4 separate regions of the Homo sapiens genome follow, and regions 1, 2 and 4 are each linked to region 3. A link is a contact called in ENCODE Hi-C or POLR2A ChIA-PET data. All regions are on one chromosome and are shown on one strand. The core of a region is the stretch at or near the end of the contact, and the rest is flanking DNA. Distances in the headings are between cores, read along the strand shown.

Region 1 (3,235 bases), core at 693-3,192, 440 kb before region 3:
CATAGCTCATGAATCCTCACCAGCAAACAAAATGGGTACTGCTAGGCTCTCATTTTACAGAGGAAGAAAGTGGAGCTCAAAGGGGTTAGGTGCCTTGCCCCAAGTCTCACAGTGAGGAAGTGGTGGGGCTGGAATTCAAACCCAGATTTGCACAACTTCGAGTCTATCCTCTGAATGAGAGTATTATACTTGTCATCCTGCATGTCATTACTGAAGACGGCCCTGGAGTCAGTCTGCTCCAGCCATGTCATTTCACAGATGGGAAGACTGAGGCCCACGAAGGAAGACCGTGGTTCAGGAGGACAAGGATTAGTGGCAGAGCCTGGGCTGGAAGCCACCCTGGCCTTGCTTTCAATGACCAGATCAGAGCCTGGGAGCGGGCCATGTGCAGCTGGATGGGCAGCTGGAGGGAGTCAGGCAGGGAGGTGGGAGGCTCTGCTTCCAGGCAGAGGTAAATATTGACATGACTGTGTTTACGCTGTAACCTAACTCTGCCTGGCTGCTGCCCCAGGCCCACCCTCCTGCCTTCCCAGCCAAGGAGGGAAGGGAGCTGTGGGAGGAGGATGGGGAGAGGAGGCTTCTGGGCCAGGGGCTGCTCCTCCTGCTTAGAGGGCTATGTGGTCAGAAAGGCTGGGACATCAGGTGTTAGGGGTGGGGGTTAGTGGAGACCCAGGCCAGGGGACCAGGTGGTGCCAGACAGGGAGGGGCTGTTATCTGAGCTGGGGAGCTGGGGATCTCAGGGCGGGGGACTGGGCTGGGAGTCACAAGGCCTGAGTTCAAGTTCTAGTTCTGCTACTGATTGGCAGTGGGAATCCAAGAACAGTCGGTGAATGGGGAAGAAAAGGTCTAACTGTCAAGTGCGGTGCAAAGGTGAACAATAAATAACCAGCATTTGAGCCTGGCCAGTGTCCAGCCCCAGTGAGCTCTCAACGCCTCTGGCTACCGGCTCAACAGTCCTATCCCTGTCCCAGTGGGCTTTCCCAGGAAGGCCAAGTTTCTGCCAAACTGAGTGGCAGCTTGGGACTGAAGCCATAATAATCTAGAGGAATCGGGGAGCCACTGTCTAGCTCCCGTCCCTAATTCCCTAAGTGACCTTTGAGCCTCAGCTTTTACAACTCTGAAATAAGGCTCACCCTCCTCCCTGGGGTTGGTGTGAAGAGCAGAGATTACATTTAAGTGCCAGGCACATAGTAGATGCTCATTTTGTCTCTCAGTCTTCCCACTTGTCAAACAGGGGCCTCGAAGTTGGTGGTTCCTAATCCCCTTTTCATACAAGCGCTCTAGCGTCTTTAGAAGGCCCAGAAGCCAGGCCCACCTCCCTGATGTTAGATCCCCACCTAGCCGATTTCCTGAATGCTCTCTAGAAACTTGCTCCCCTGTTTACACCTCCCCCCAGGAAGTCCAAAGGGGCCCTGTTGGGAGGAGGGAGCCATTCCTAGGCTTGTCAGCCCACCAAGACAGGCCTGGGGCATCCCAGCCACTCTGCCCTCAGGGGCCCAAGGAAAGGGCAGGCCCCAGGTCCTGGACTCCAGTGCCACCCTGACAGTGGGGTTCCGCCAGCACTGGTTGTTCATTAAACTGTGCCCCTCAGACTATTAACTCTTCAAGGACAAGTGAACCCCCCTCCTAATTTTTTATGTGTCCAAAACTTGGCGTCTAGGAAGCATTCCACCAAGTGTTAACACCTCTTCTGGGAAGGCTTCCCTGATACACACCTATGGGCAGGATGACTCTGGAGCTGCATCCCCAGGTTGGCACATAGCATTTTCTACCTTATTTCAGAGCGATCTGGGAACTTGTTCTTTCTCCTCTATTAAAGGCTCTGGAGACCAGGGCCCTCGGCTGGTTATCTGCCTGAAAGGATGAGGGGAAGGGTCAATACATTCAGGAGAAGGGGCTGTCTGGGACCTCTGTCTGGGGCCACAGCCTCCTTCTGTCTTCACTGACTGCTCTGGGCAGCATGCCAGGGGCGTGGTTTGGGCTAGAGGAGGACTGGATGGTGCCTGCAGCACCACCTTTCTCCCAGGGCCACTTCAGGTGCCTCCTCACTGGTTTCCCAGCCTTCGGCCTCACTCCTTCTACTCAATCACCACAAAGCAGCCTGTGACCATCTCAGAATGCAAATCCGACCGTGTCACTCCCCTGACTCTAAACTCCTCAGTAGGCTGGGTGCGGTGGCTCACACCTGTAATCCCAGCACTGTGGGAGGCTGAGGCGGGTGGATCACTTGAGGTCAGCAGTCCAAGACCAGCCTGGGCAACATGGCGAAACCCGGTGTCTACTAAAAAAATACAGAAGTTAGTCGCATGGTGGCACGCCTGTAATCCCAGCTACTCGGGAGACTGAGGAGAATCACTTGAACCAGGGAGGCTGAGGCTGCAGTGAGCTGAGATTGCACCACTGCACTCAGCCTGGGTGACAGAGCAAGACTATGTCTCAATAAATAAGTAAATTAATTAAATTTAAAAAATAAACTCCTGAGTGGCTCCCCACTGCCCTAAGGATTGAGCCCCAGGTCCTTCATATGACCATCCCTGAGTGCACCCTCCGGGCCACCTCCTAAGCACAGTCCTCCGTGCCTCCAGATGAACCATCCCTGAAGGCACAGCGGTCTGTACTCTTGCACATTCTGCTCCCTCCACCCCCCGCCCCCCAACACTCTTCCCAGTCCCACTCGCTCTTTAGGTTATGATTTTAATGCCATGTGCTCAGGGAGCCTTTTCTGATCCTCAGGTCAGGTTCCCGGTCCAATCCCACAGCCCCCCGCGTGTCTCCCTGACAACAGTAATTGCGCTTGTAATTTCCTGCTCTGTATCTGTCTGCCTGCCTGTCCATCAGACTGTGGGAGAGAGAGACCTATCAGTCTCACTCACACTGACCACGGCCCCCATGCCTCGTGTTGTGCCAGACAGACTTGTTTGGTGAGTGAGTGAATGAACAAATGAATGAAGCCCTTTGACTATGGCAGGAGGCTTACCCAGTCAATTGGAGAGAAAAAAATTGAGCAGAAGCACAAAAAATTGTAAACATTTGCTCATGGTTCCTCTCTCACCGTAGACATGAAAGTGTGGACTTGGCCAAGCTGGTTTTCTGGGCTAACGCCCAGAACATTCTGCCAAGCCCACCTTGTAGCCCTCTCATGCCTCAAATCCTGTTCTTCCCCTGGCCTCCCCAACTCTGCAGGGAAAACAATGTATTTATTCTTTAACAAAAGGTAACAACATCCTTGTTTACC
Region 2 (3,075 bases), core at 31-2,530, 340 kb before region 3:
TATCTGTTCTCCTGGCCCAGAGCAGATTAGAAATAGCAAATTAGTGCGAAGGCAGAGGGTGGCAAACACAGGCCCTTCAGAAGGGCAGTTGGCAGCACTGGGGGAGGTGCCTGAAAAGCACAAAAGCAGGCATTGCAGCCCCATGGTGTCGCCCACCTTGGTGGAGAGATAGGATTGAACTTCTGTGTGAGCTCTTTGGAACGCTCTTCCTGACCCCTAACCAGTTTGGGGCCTGGGACTTGGCACGTGGCTGGCACGTGCCAAATGGGAAGGGAGGCTGGGTGTGGTGGCACACGCCTGTAGTCCTAGCTACTCGGGAGGCTGGGGCAGGAGAATCGCTTGATCCTGGGAGGCAGAGGTTGCAGTGAGCTGAGATTGTGCCACTGCACTCCAGCAAGGGTGACAGAGCAAGACTCGAGGTCAGGAGTTCTAGACCAGCCTTGCCAACATGGTGAAACCCCGTCTCTACTAAAAATACAACAATTAGCCAGGCAGGATGGTGGGCACCTGTAATCCCAGCTATTTGGGAGGCTAAGGCAGGACAATAGCTTGAACTTGGGAGGTGGAGGTTGCAGGAAGCCAAGATCATGCCATTGCACTCCATCCTGGGCAACGAGAGCAAGACTCTATCTCAAAAAAAAAAATAAAAATAAAAAAAGCGAAAACGTACATAAAATATCCCTGGAAGGATTCACAGGAACAGCATCCCACAGATTGCCTACAGGGTGAGACTGGGAGACAGGAATGGAAAAGATGCCTATTTTAACTTTACAATTTTCTGTACTATTTGATTTTTTTTTTTTAATAGATACGGGGCTCTTTCTTTTTCGTCCAGGCTGGTCTCGAACTCCAGGGCTCACGCCTGGCCCTATTTGAATTTCGAACCATGTAAATGTACCATCTTTTCAGAAAAAAATAAAATCCGTGTGGGCACGCGGGGACGCTCCGGGCCTCCGAGGGGGTGTGTCTTCTGCTTCTTTAACCTGGCAGGGGCGGTTCAAGTGGCCGGGGAAATCAGCGATTTGGAGGGTCGAGGGCTGGTGCTTTGAGAGAGACGCGGAGGGCAGAGAGGGATTCCCCGTCCCAGCTGCACTCGGTGCATCACCTAGGTTACTCCTTTTCTCGGCCCGCAGGGCCCCTAACCTGCTCGAACCTGTTGTGCAGTAGAGGCCGCCGAGTCCCTTTAAGGCCCCGCCGCGCCTGCGCCTTGGGTTCTCCTGACGCGGCCCATCCGGACCCTGAGGAGCCAGTGGGCTGCAGGCGCAGGCGCAGGCGCAGGCACAGGCGAGGGGTTGGGTGGCGGTTGAGACAGCGGCGGTACTGGGATGGGTAGGTGAGGATCCCGAGACTGAGTGAGCTTCTGCGCGCGGTGCTTTTGGGAACGCGGGACTGGCAACCTGCGGCGCCAGGAGCTGGGCCGAGGCGCGGCGGCGCGGCTGCGGGCCGCCGTCTGGATGGGAAGTTACGGCGAAGTCCACCCAGCGTTTCTCAGGTGAGGGCGCCGCGCCAGGCTGGACGGGCGGTGAATCCGGGACCGGCGGGCGCACACCTGGGTCGAGGCGCGGCCGTCGCAAGTTTTGTTGCGCGAGCGCGGGGGCGGGTGGGAGGTGGGGGGTGTGGGGGGTCGTGCACCGCCGGGGGCTGAGTTCCCCGCGCTGGATTCTTCGCCTGCCGCTGCCGCCCTCAGCCCAGCTCTCGTGGGCGCTGGGGAAGAAACTCGCTGGCGGGTGTTCTGTGGCATCCCAGGGGGTGGAGGGACGGAGCAGCTTCGGGGGCACGTCCTCCTATATCCTGTAGAGGACACTGACTCCGCACCCCACCCTCGAGGCCGGAAATCGGTTCCCTCTGCGGGCCTGAGAGGCGAGAGCGCTCGCGCCCCTGACTTGCAAAGTTGGGGTCTTTACTGGCCTCCGGGCTTCTGCTCCTGGCGGTGTCTCCAGGCTGGTGATGGGCAAGCCAGGTGTGCCAGGTCCAGGATGCACATGAGGAGCGTTTGTAGCCATCACTGAATCACCTCCTGACTAGCGGGGCAAGCCTCAAATGAACCGCAGGATTTCGGCTAGGTTGGATTGTGGGGTTGCTGTTTGCACTCCGAGGAGTTGCTGTGGTTTCCCTGTGCCTGTCTGTCTGTCTTTCTGGCTTCTTAGATCATCATCTCATGTGGCGTCCTTTCACCGAAGAGTTAACCAAGACGTTTGGCCTAGTTTCCTTGCTTTCCTTCTGTCTTTTGCTGCTAGAGCTGCTTTCGAAAAGAAGTCTTTTCTGGCAGTGGTACCTTTTCTTTGGGTTACGGTGTTGTTCATCCTTTCTTTGCCAAAGGAATGAATCCCAGTGCTTCACGAAGTTAAAGATCTGCTGGTAGTGTTTAATCTGTTTGGAGCTGATATGCGTTAGTAGCTTTCTTTTTGTTTTTAAATTTTATTAGTAAAATTTCACTAGTGAACCAGAAGCTATTTTTTTCTATTCTGAAATGCTGGCTTTAAGATTTCTGATAACTTTGCGTCAAAGAAATCTTGGAAAAGTTACTGAAGTATACAGAAGAAGTTCACAATTTTAAATGTGCAGGGGGCCCGGGCGCAGTAGATCACACCTGTAATCCCAGCACTTTGGGACGCCAAGGTGGGTAGATCACTTGAGCCCAGGATTTCCACACTAGCCTCGGCAATGTGGCAAAACCCTATCTCTACTAAAAATACAAAAGTTAGCTGTGTGTGGTGGTGTGTGCCTGTAGTCCCAGCTACCCGGTAGGCTGAGGTGGGAGGATCACCAGAGCCCGGAAGGTTGAGATTGCAGTGAGCCGTGATCATGGCAGTGCACTCCGACCTGGATGGCAGAGTGAGAGCCTATCTCAAAAAAAAAAAAAAAAAAAGTAATGAATTTTGACCAAGTGAACCACCACAGATCAAGAAATAGAACATTACTAGACTGGAGTATATTTTTGGAGTGGCATTGTTGGTTTTAGAGGTATATGAATGATAAAACTTTAGTATTACATATTGTTGAACATTTTCCCAAAGTGGTTGTACCATTTAGCAAGGATATTCTGGTTACCCCACATCCTCGCTGATGCCTGTC
Region 3 (3,259 bases), core at 642-3,141:
AAAATACAAAAAATAAAAATAATAAAAAAAAATTAGCCGGGCATGATGGTGCATGCCTGTAATCCCAGCTATTCAGGAGGCTGAGGCAGGAGAATCGCTTGAACCAAGGAGGCAGAGGTTGCAGTGAGCCGAGATCACGCCATTGCACTCTAGCCTGGGCAATAAGAGCGAAACACCGTCTCAATAAATAAATAAATATCAGAAATTGGCCCAGCATGGTGGCTCACGCCTGTAATCCCAGAAGAGGTGGGCAGATCGCTTGAGCCCAGAGCTCGAGACCAGCCTGGCCAACATGGCGAAAACCCGTCTCCACTAAAAATACAAAACTGAGTCGGGCGTGGTGGCCCGTGCCTCTAATCCCAGCTACTCCGGAGGCCGAGGTGGGAGGATCGCTTGAGCCTGGGAAACGGAGGTTGCAGTGAGCCGAGCTCGTGACACTGCACTCCAGCCTGTGTGACAGAGTGAGACCCTGTCTCAAAAACCACCAGAACTATTAGTAGTTTACATTATTTGGTTAGTCTGGAAACTAATTACGTTGAGAAACTGACTGAAGCTTGATTATTTCTATTATACACAGACTTCAAACATTCCAGAACTTACTGTTAAAGTCAGATTTACCCTCCTTGTGAGACAGACGCCCAGAGCTTGGACTTATTCGTTTGCTTTATAGAAACTCCCTAACTTATTTCACTTCTCATACTAGACTTTAAGCTCCAAAGCCAGAGACCATGACTTCCATTCCTTCCGGATCCCCCAGCGGAATGTAAAAACTCCAGAAAGCATTTCCTAAATGCCTGCCGAAAGACGGCTACTGAGCATGCCCGGCTTGGCCAAGTCAATTTCAACAACATTCTGAAACAAAAACTATAGTTCCCGCGTTACAAGGTGGAAAAAAGGGAATAAACGGGAGCAAAGCCTAAGGATTCAATCTATATGAGGGGGTTAAGGAAAGGTAAAGTTCAAGGGCGGCGCAGACGTGAAGGACAGCACTATCACAGCTTAAACTTGGTACTCGGTAAACTGGTGTCGAACCAGAACGACCAAAGAAAGGCTTAAAAAAAATACTAGATTAACGAGTGAGGGAAGGCCAACGGGGGTGCAGGGTATCGATGACGTAGGCTGACCACAGTTTTTTCTAAAGCTGCCCTCTACAAAAATAATACTAAGATGATCAGGCCTTCGGTGTCAACACCAACAAGATACACTGTGATGAAGCTCACTTCCAAAAAGTTCCTTTTTACAAACGAAAGAGCCGTGCTGTGGCCAAGATACCCCAACCATCAACGCTTGCTAAGCTCTCAGCTCCTGCCTTCATCTCCACCGCCATCTTCTGGATGGGAACCCAAACCTTCCTAAAGTGCTTTGGCCAGCATCACCTCCGCGCACAGCCCGGGAAGCCTGCGTTTCCCAGGTCGCGCAGACGGCGCAAAGGGGGAAACTCCACCTCGCTCGGCTCCGCGCCTCCCAAATGCACGCAAAGGGCTGCCGTCTTCCTTTCCCCTACCCCGCCCGGGCTTTCCAAGGTCCGGCGCGAGGAGCCCGCGAGGCGCGGTGCGCGGGCCTCACCTGCACACGCCGCGAATGCAGGGCTCCAGCCAGATGCGGTAAGCGGTCTCGATGTGCTCCTGCGACACCTCCTCGGGCCGCACCGTCTCCGCCCAGCGCCAGGCCGCCTTCTCCAGCTGCAGCCGCGGGGCCATGGCCTTGGCCCCAGGAACGCCTCCCGAGCCAGACCGCCGCAGCCGCCGCCGCGGTCTGCACCGCCGCCCCAATGGGCTTCGCCACCTGCCAGCAAGGAGGACCTGGCGCTCCTTCAGGCAGCTGGCCAGTCAATCACCTGTGCGCGCCACTGCCGCCGCGCCCGCCCGCGCCCGACCCGCACGACCGGCCGCAAAGCGCCGCCGTCGACACCCGACACACCCCGCGCCCGCGGACGTTAAAGGTGGACTCCCCGCCGCGCTGAGCGCATGCGCGTTCCCAGCAGCCTCTGCGCCTCCCGCGCCCCTAACCCGACGGGCTGAGGTAGAGGAAGCGTACGTCCGAGGCGGTCTTGCCACGTCCTCACTGGCACTTCTGGAAAAGCAGCGTCTCAGCCCCCGTTCAGGGCGGCGCACTACGTACCACTACTCTAACAAACCAGTGCCTCGAAAGCTATTTCTTGCCTCCGGTACTTCCCTTTTAACCATGAAGTTTTCACGCTAGAGGCTACTCAACGCACACACAGGCCCGCCCAGACTGTGGAGCGGGACCTGTTTAGAGTAGAAACCGAGTCGCCAAAGAAACCAGTGTTGGCTCTTTAGAGGGAGATTTAACTTGAGCCTAGACCGGTTCCGAACCCCTTTCCCGAGCCCTCCTGACGTCATGGGACCTTCCGGCCTTTTCCCGTGCTAGGGTGGGACTACGTGTCCCGGCATGCCCTGCGTCCTGCCACTGACTGTGAGGCATGCTGGGATTTGTAGTCTTCGAGGTGGGAGTGCTCAGTGCGCCGCAGACTGTGCGGGCGGGGGTCCGAGGTGCCAGGGTGGAGTTTCTCTGGTGCGCAAGGTCATGTTTGCTGTTGGCTCCCTTCTCAAGACTGTTACCTCTATGCCAGGATTTTCTAGTTCCTCTCTAGCTCCTGGTTTAAAACATTTCCTTTCTGCGACTCCTGCCCCAGGACATAAAGAGTAGCTTTATGAGAATTGTTTTGCAAACTGTAAAGAACTCTACTAAAGTGAGGATATTTAAGAATTTTGAATTTGAATTAGAGCTCTGCCAGAATCTAAGCGCTAACTTCTGACTCAGCTGCTTGCCTGCTGGAAAACCTTAGGCTGAATTCTTTAGATAAACATTCACTGGGCCGAGCACCGTGGCTCAAGGATCCAATCCCAGCACTTTGGGAGGCCGAGGTGGGCGGATCACCTGAGGTCAGGAGTTCGAGGCCAGCCTGACCAAAATGGAGAAACCCCGTCTCTACTAAAAATACAAAATTAGCAAGGCGCGGTCGCGCATGCCTGTAATCCCAGCTAGTCGGGAGGCAGAGGCAGGAGAATCGCTTGAACCCGGGAGGCGGAGGTTGTGGTTAGCCGAGATAACGCCATTGCACTCCAGCCTGGGCAACAAGAGTAAAACTCCGTCTCAAAAAAAACAAAAAAATTCGCTGAAGGCAGAAGAAAGTAAGATGTGGTCCCTGCCCTTGGAAGTGGGTTAGGGAGTGAGCGGTAGAAATACAAAGATCCCCATCCCAGTCTTGGGAGGCTTCGGGGTACTTGAGAAAAGG
Region 4 (2,929 bases), core at 16-2,515, 260 kb before region 3:
CATGGGGTTGTCTGGTCCAGAGATCCAGGCCTAGCTCTTTTATGAAACCTTAATTTGTTCACTGATAATAGCAAGAGTTGTCATTTCCTGAATCTAACCTCCCCAAAGGGTAGATACTCAAATCTCTGCTTTTTTTTTTTTTTTTTTTTTTGACATGGAGTCTCGCTCTGTCGCCCAGGCTGGAGTGCAGTGGCGTGATCTCGGCTCACTGCCACCTCCACCTCCCAGGTTCAAGCAATTCTCCTGCCTCAGCCTACTGAGTAGCTGGGATTACAGGCGCGTGCCACCACACCTGGCTAATTTTTGTATTTTTAGTAGAGACGGGGTTTCACCATGTTGCTCAGGCTGGTCTCAAACTCCTGACCTCATGATCTGCCCGCCTCAGCCTCCCAAAGTGCTGGAATTACAGGCATGAGCTACTGCGCCCGGCCCAAATCTCTGCTTTTACAGGTAAAGAATGGAAGCACAGGCTGGGAGTGGTGGCACATGCCTGTGTCCTAGCTACTTGGGAGACTGAGGCAGGAGGATTGCTTGAGCCAAGGACTTCAAGGCTGCAGTGAGATATCATTGCACCTGTGAATAGCTACCGCACTCCAGCCTGGGCAACATAGCAAGATCCCATCTCTAAAAATAAAAAATATAAGAAAAAAAAATGAATAGAAGCACAAAGGAAGGGAAGGGATCACCCAAGGTCCTATAGCTCATACATGGGTTAATCCAGAATTGGAACCCGGGCAGCCTTGCTCCAGAGTCCGGTCTCACTTAATGAGTACTAGATAATTCTCTGCATGTCAGATGGGTACACTCTTCTTGAACCTGCTAGTTCTTTTGGAGCCAGATCTGGGGAGGGGGAGCAAGGCAGGAGTTGAGCAAATAGCAGGAACAGACTGTGTGACACTTGCTGGGAGGCTCCGAGGCTCCAGCTCCCTGAGCTTAGAAGTGCGGAGTTTATCTATCCCCTGCGCGATTCCTGGGGGAAGGGAAGGACAGGCGAAGGGGCATGGCGGGGCAGTCCTGGTGTCTCCAGGACCAGGGTCAGGGGGAGGCCAGAGCAATTAGCCTGGCTGAGGCCTCTGCTAACTCAGAAACGTAAGTGGGGGATTGGTCCAGGCCTCACTCCAGGGCTCTGGCCTCGAGCCTGACCCTCCTGAGTTTCTATCTGAGGCTTCCAGAGTCTTCCTGGGGCAGTGAATCTCAGAGTGCTGGTTTGTGTGAGAACTTTGTTCTGAAATTTCCCTTTTCAACAACCAAATCCCTGGGCTGGCCTGCCTGCCCCACTTCCCCCTCTTGGAGGAAACGGATGCTTTCCTCTTGGGCGGCCACATGATTTGAATAATCAAGTGTTTCCCAGCTGGCCTCTGGCCAAACGGAGCTCAGCTGGGCAAGGCCCCCAGTTGGGGCACTGAGGCAAGCCTGCCAACCTCCTCATCCCGCCACACGCTCCAGCCACCGAGGGTAAAATACAGGAAAAATGCATGGCCCATAGACTTGGCTGGGCCAGGCCCCAGACTATTCCTGTGATGGAGGCAGCGCTTGTCTTGGGCTTTGTCCCATCTACCTGGAGAAAGCTGAGTGGAGGAAGAAAAAGGCTGCCCCTGCTCAGGAAATTCCTGATGGAGCGGCCTCTCCTGGCGTGCTCACCTGGGTGCTGGCGTCTTGGCACTTGTCAGGGTGGAGAGAGGAGGAAGCCAGTCAAGAAGGGGAAAGACGGGTGCGGGAGGACATTCACTGATTCAACAAACATCTCATTAGCCCAACTGCCTGTGAGGCCCAGGGTTAGGTGCTGGAATCACAGATGGATCTGCCCTGGATTTTGCCTTCAAAGAGTGTGTGTAGGCTGGGCTCCGCGGCTCACGCCTGTAGTCCCAGCACTTTGGGAGGCCAAGGCCAGTGGATCACCTGAGGTCAGGAGTTCGAGACCAGCCTGACCAACATGGTGAAACCTCGTCTCTACTAAAAATACAAAAATTAGCCGGGCATGGTGGCGCGTGCCTGTAATCCCAGCTACTCCGGAGGCTGAGGCAGGAGAATTGCTTGAACCTGGGAGGCAGAGGTGGCAGTGAGCCAAGATGGCACCATTGCACTCCAGCCTGGGCAACAAGAGCAAAACTCTGTCTCAAACAAACGAACAAAAAGAGTGTGTACAGAAATGGTCTTGTAAGCAGACTCCCCCACAGAGCCCTAGGTGGTAGAGGATGAGGGAAAGCATGAGAGGCCACCTAGCTAAGCCTTGGGCAGAATGGCCGCAAAGGATTTCTGGAGACAGCAGATTTCATTTATTTATTTTTTTTGAGATGGAGTCTCTGTCTCCCAGGCTGGAGTGCCATAGCGCCATCTCGGCTCACTGCAACCTCCGCCTCCCAGGTTCAAGCTATTCTCCTGCATCAGCCTCTGGAGTAGCTGGGACTACAGGCATGTACCACCATACCTGGCTAATTTTTGTATTTTTAGTAGAAATGGGGTTTCACCATGTTGGCCAGGCTGGTCTCAAACTCCTGACCTCAGGTGATCTGCCTGCCTCGGCCTCCCAAAGTGCTGGGATTACAGGTGTGAGCTACCACGCCCGGCCTACTTTATTAATTTTTAACCTTTTTTGCTGCATTATATAATTTTTGATATGTGGTGTTTTTAATCATTCAGTTCTAAGTAATTTTAAGTTTCTACTATGACTTTTCTTTGATCCTTGAAATTTTTAGGGACTTTTTTTCATTTCTAAGTGTAGGGGTAATGATTTATACTTGTAAACGCTTAGCTTCTCACTTAATTGATGGTCACAGGATGTGGTCTATGTGAAAACTTATTATTTGAACTGTGAGACTTACTTTTTGGCCTGGTAGGTGATGAATTATTTAAATGTTTGCATGTTCCTGAAAAGAAAGTGTGTTTATGTATTTTGTTTCTACCATCCTACATTTTTATTTCAATTTGT

Evidence for each region. Hi-C counts contacts between places; a loop is a spot of excess contacts on that map. ChIA-PET counts read pairs that join two places held with the same protein, here RNA polymerase II (POLR2A). Pooled maps may share reads with other maps.
Region 1: a loop to region 3 is called in a map of CD8-positive, alpha-beta T cell, with 5 times the contacts of the local background. The contact joins the enhancer-like site here to the promoter of USP48 in region 3. A Hi-C loop is called at or near these places in 2 of 168 maps with a recorded cell type or tissue (CD8-positive, alpha-beta T cell and ascending aorta), 4 of 37 single-sample maps with no recorded cell type and 13 of 50 pooled maps. POLR2A ChIA-PET finds 5 or more read pairs at or near these places in 3 of 52 experiments (GM12878 and activated naive CD4-positive, alpha-beta T cell).
Region 2: a loop to region 3 is called in a map of CD4-positive, alpha-beta T cell, with 12 times the contacts of the local background. The contact joins the promoter of NBPF3 here to the promoter of USP48 in region 3. A Hi-C loop is called at or near these places in 1 of 168 maps with a recorded cell type or tissue (CD4-positive, alpha-beta T cell) and 6 of 50 pooled maps. POLR2A ChIA-PET finds 5 or more read pairs at or near these places in 1 of 52 experiments (activated T-cell).
Region 4: a loop to region 3 is called in a pooled map, with 2.0 times the contacts of the local background. The contact joins the enhancer-like site here to the promoter of USP48 in region 3. A Hi-C loop is called at or near these places in 1 of 168 maps with a recorded cell type or tissue (dorsolateral prefrontal cortex), 1 of 37 single-sample maps with no recorded cell type and 5 of 50 pooled maps. POLR2A ChIA-PET finds 5 or more read pairs at or near these places in 2 of 52 experiments (SK-N-SH and activated B cell).

Annotation. Positions count from the first base shown.
Region 1 is chr1:21,338,394-21,341,628 of GRCh38, forward strand. It overlaps a transcript of ECE1 not described here. Among named protein-coding and RNA genes, the nearest start is that of ECE1-AS1, 47 kb to the left of the region's middle. RefSeq lists an enhancer at 108-1,050. Within about 2 kb of position 1,943, at least 20 of the 41 ENCODE cell types and tissues checked have a DNase peak (open chromatin) inside an H3K27ac peak, as active enhancers do; they include ascending aorta, where a contact is called at or near this core.
Region 2 is chr1:21,438,857-21,441,931 of GRCh38, forward strand. NBPF3 (NBPF member 3) reads left to right here and starts at 1,281. Exons shown (of 15, transcript NM_032264.6): 1 at 1,281-1,492. RefSeq lists silencers at 885-934, 1,900-2,194 and an enhancer at 1,415-1,925.
Region 3 is chr1:21,781,258-21,784,516 of GRCh38, forward strand. It overlaps USP48 (ubiquitin specific peptidase 48), which reads right to left and starts at 1,892. Exons shown (of 27, transcript NM_032236.8): 1 at 1,567-1,892. The coding sequence starts at 1,700. RefSeq lists enhancers at 576-625, 938-1,709, 1,186-1,285, 1,710-2,480, 2,226-2,275 and a silencer at 1,656-2,015.
Region 4 is chr1:21,523,871-21,526,799 of GRCh38, forward strand. The region is part of intron 1 of ALPL (alkaline phosphatase, biomineralization associated); the gene reads left to right. Among named protein-coding and RNA genes, the nearest start is that of ALPL, 16 kb to the left of the region's middle. Within about 2 kb of position 1,266, at least 10 of the 41 ENCODE cell types and tissues checked have a DNase peak (open chromatin) inside an H3K27ac peak, as active enhancers do; they include dorsolateral prefrontal cortex, where a contact is called at or near this core.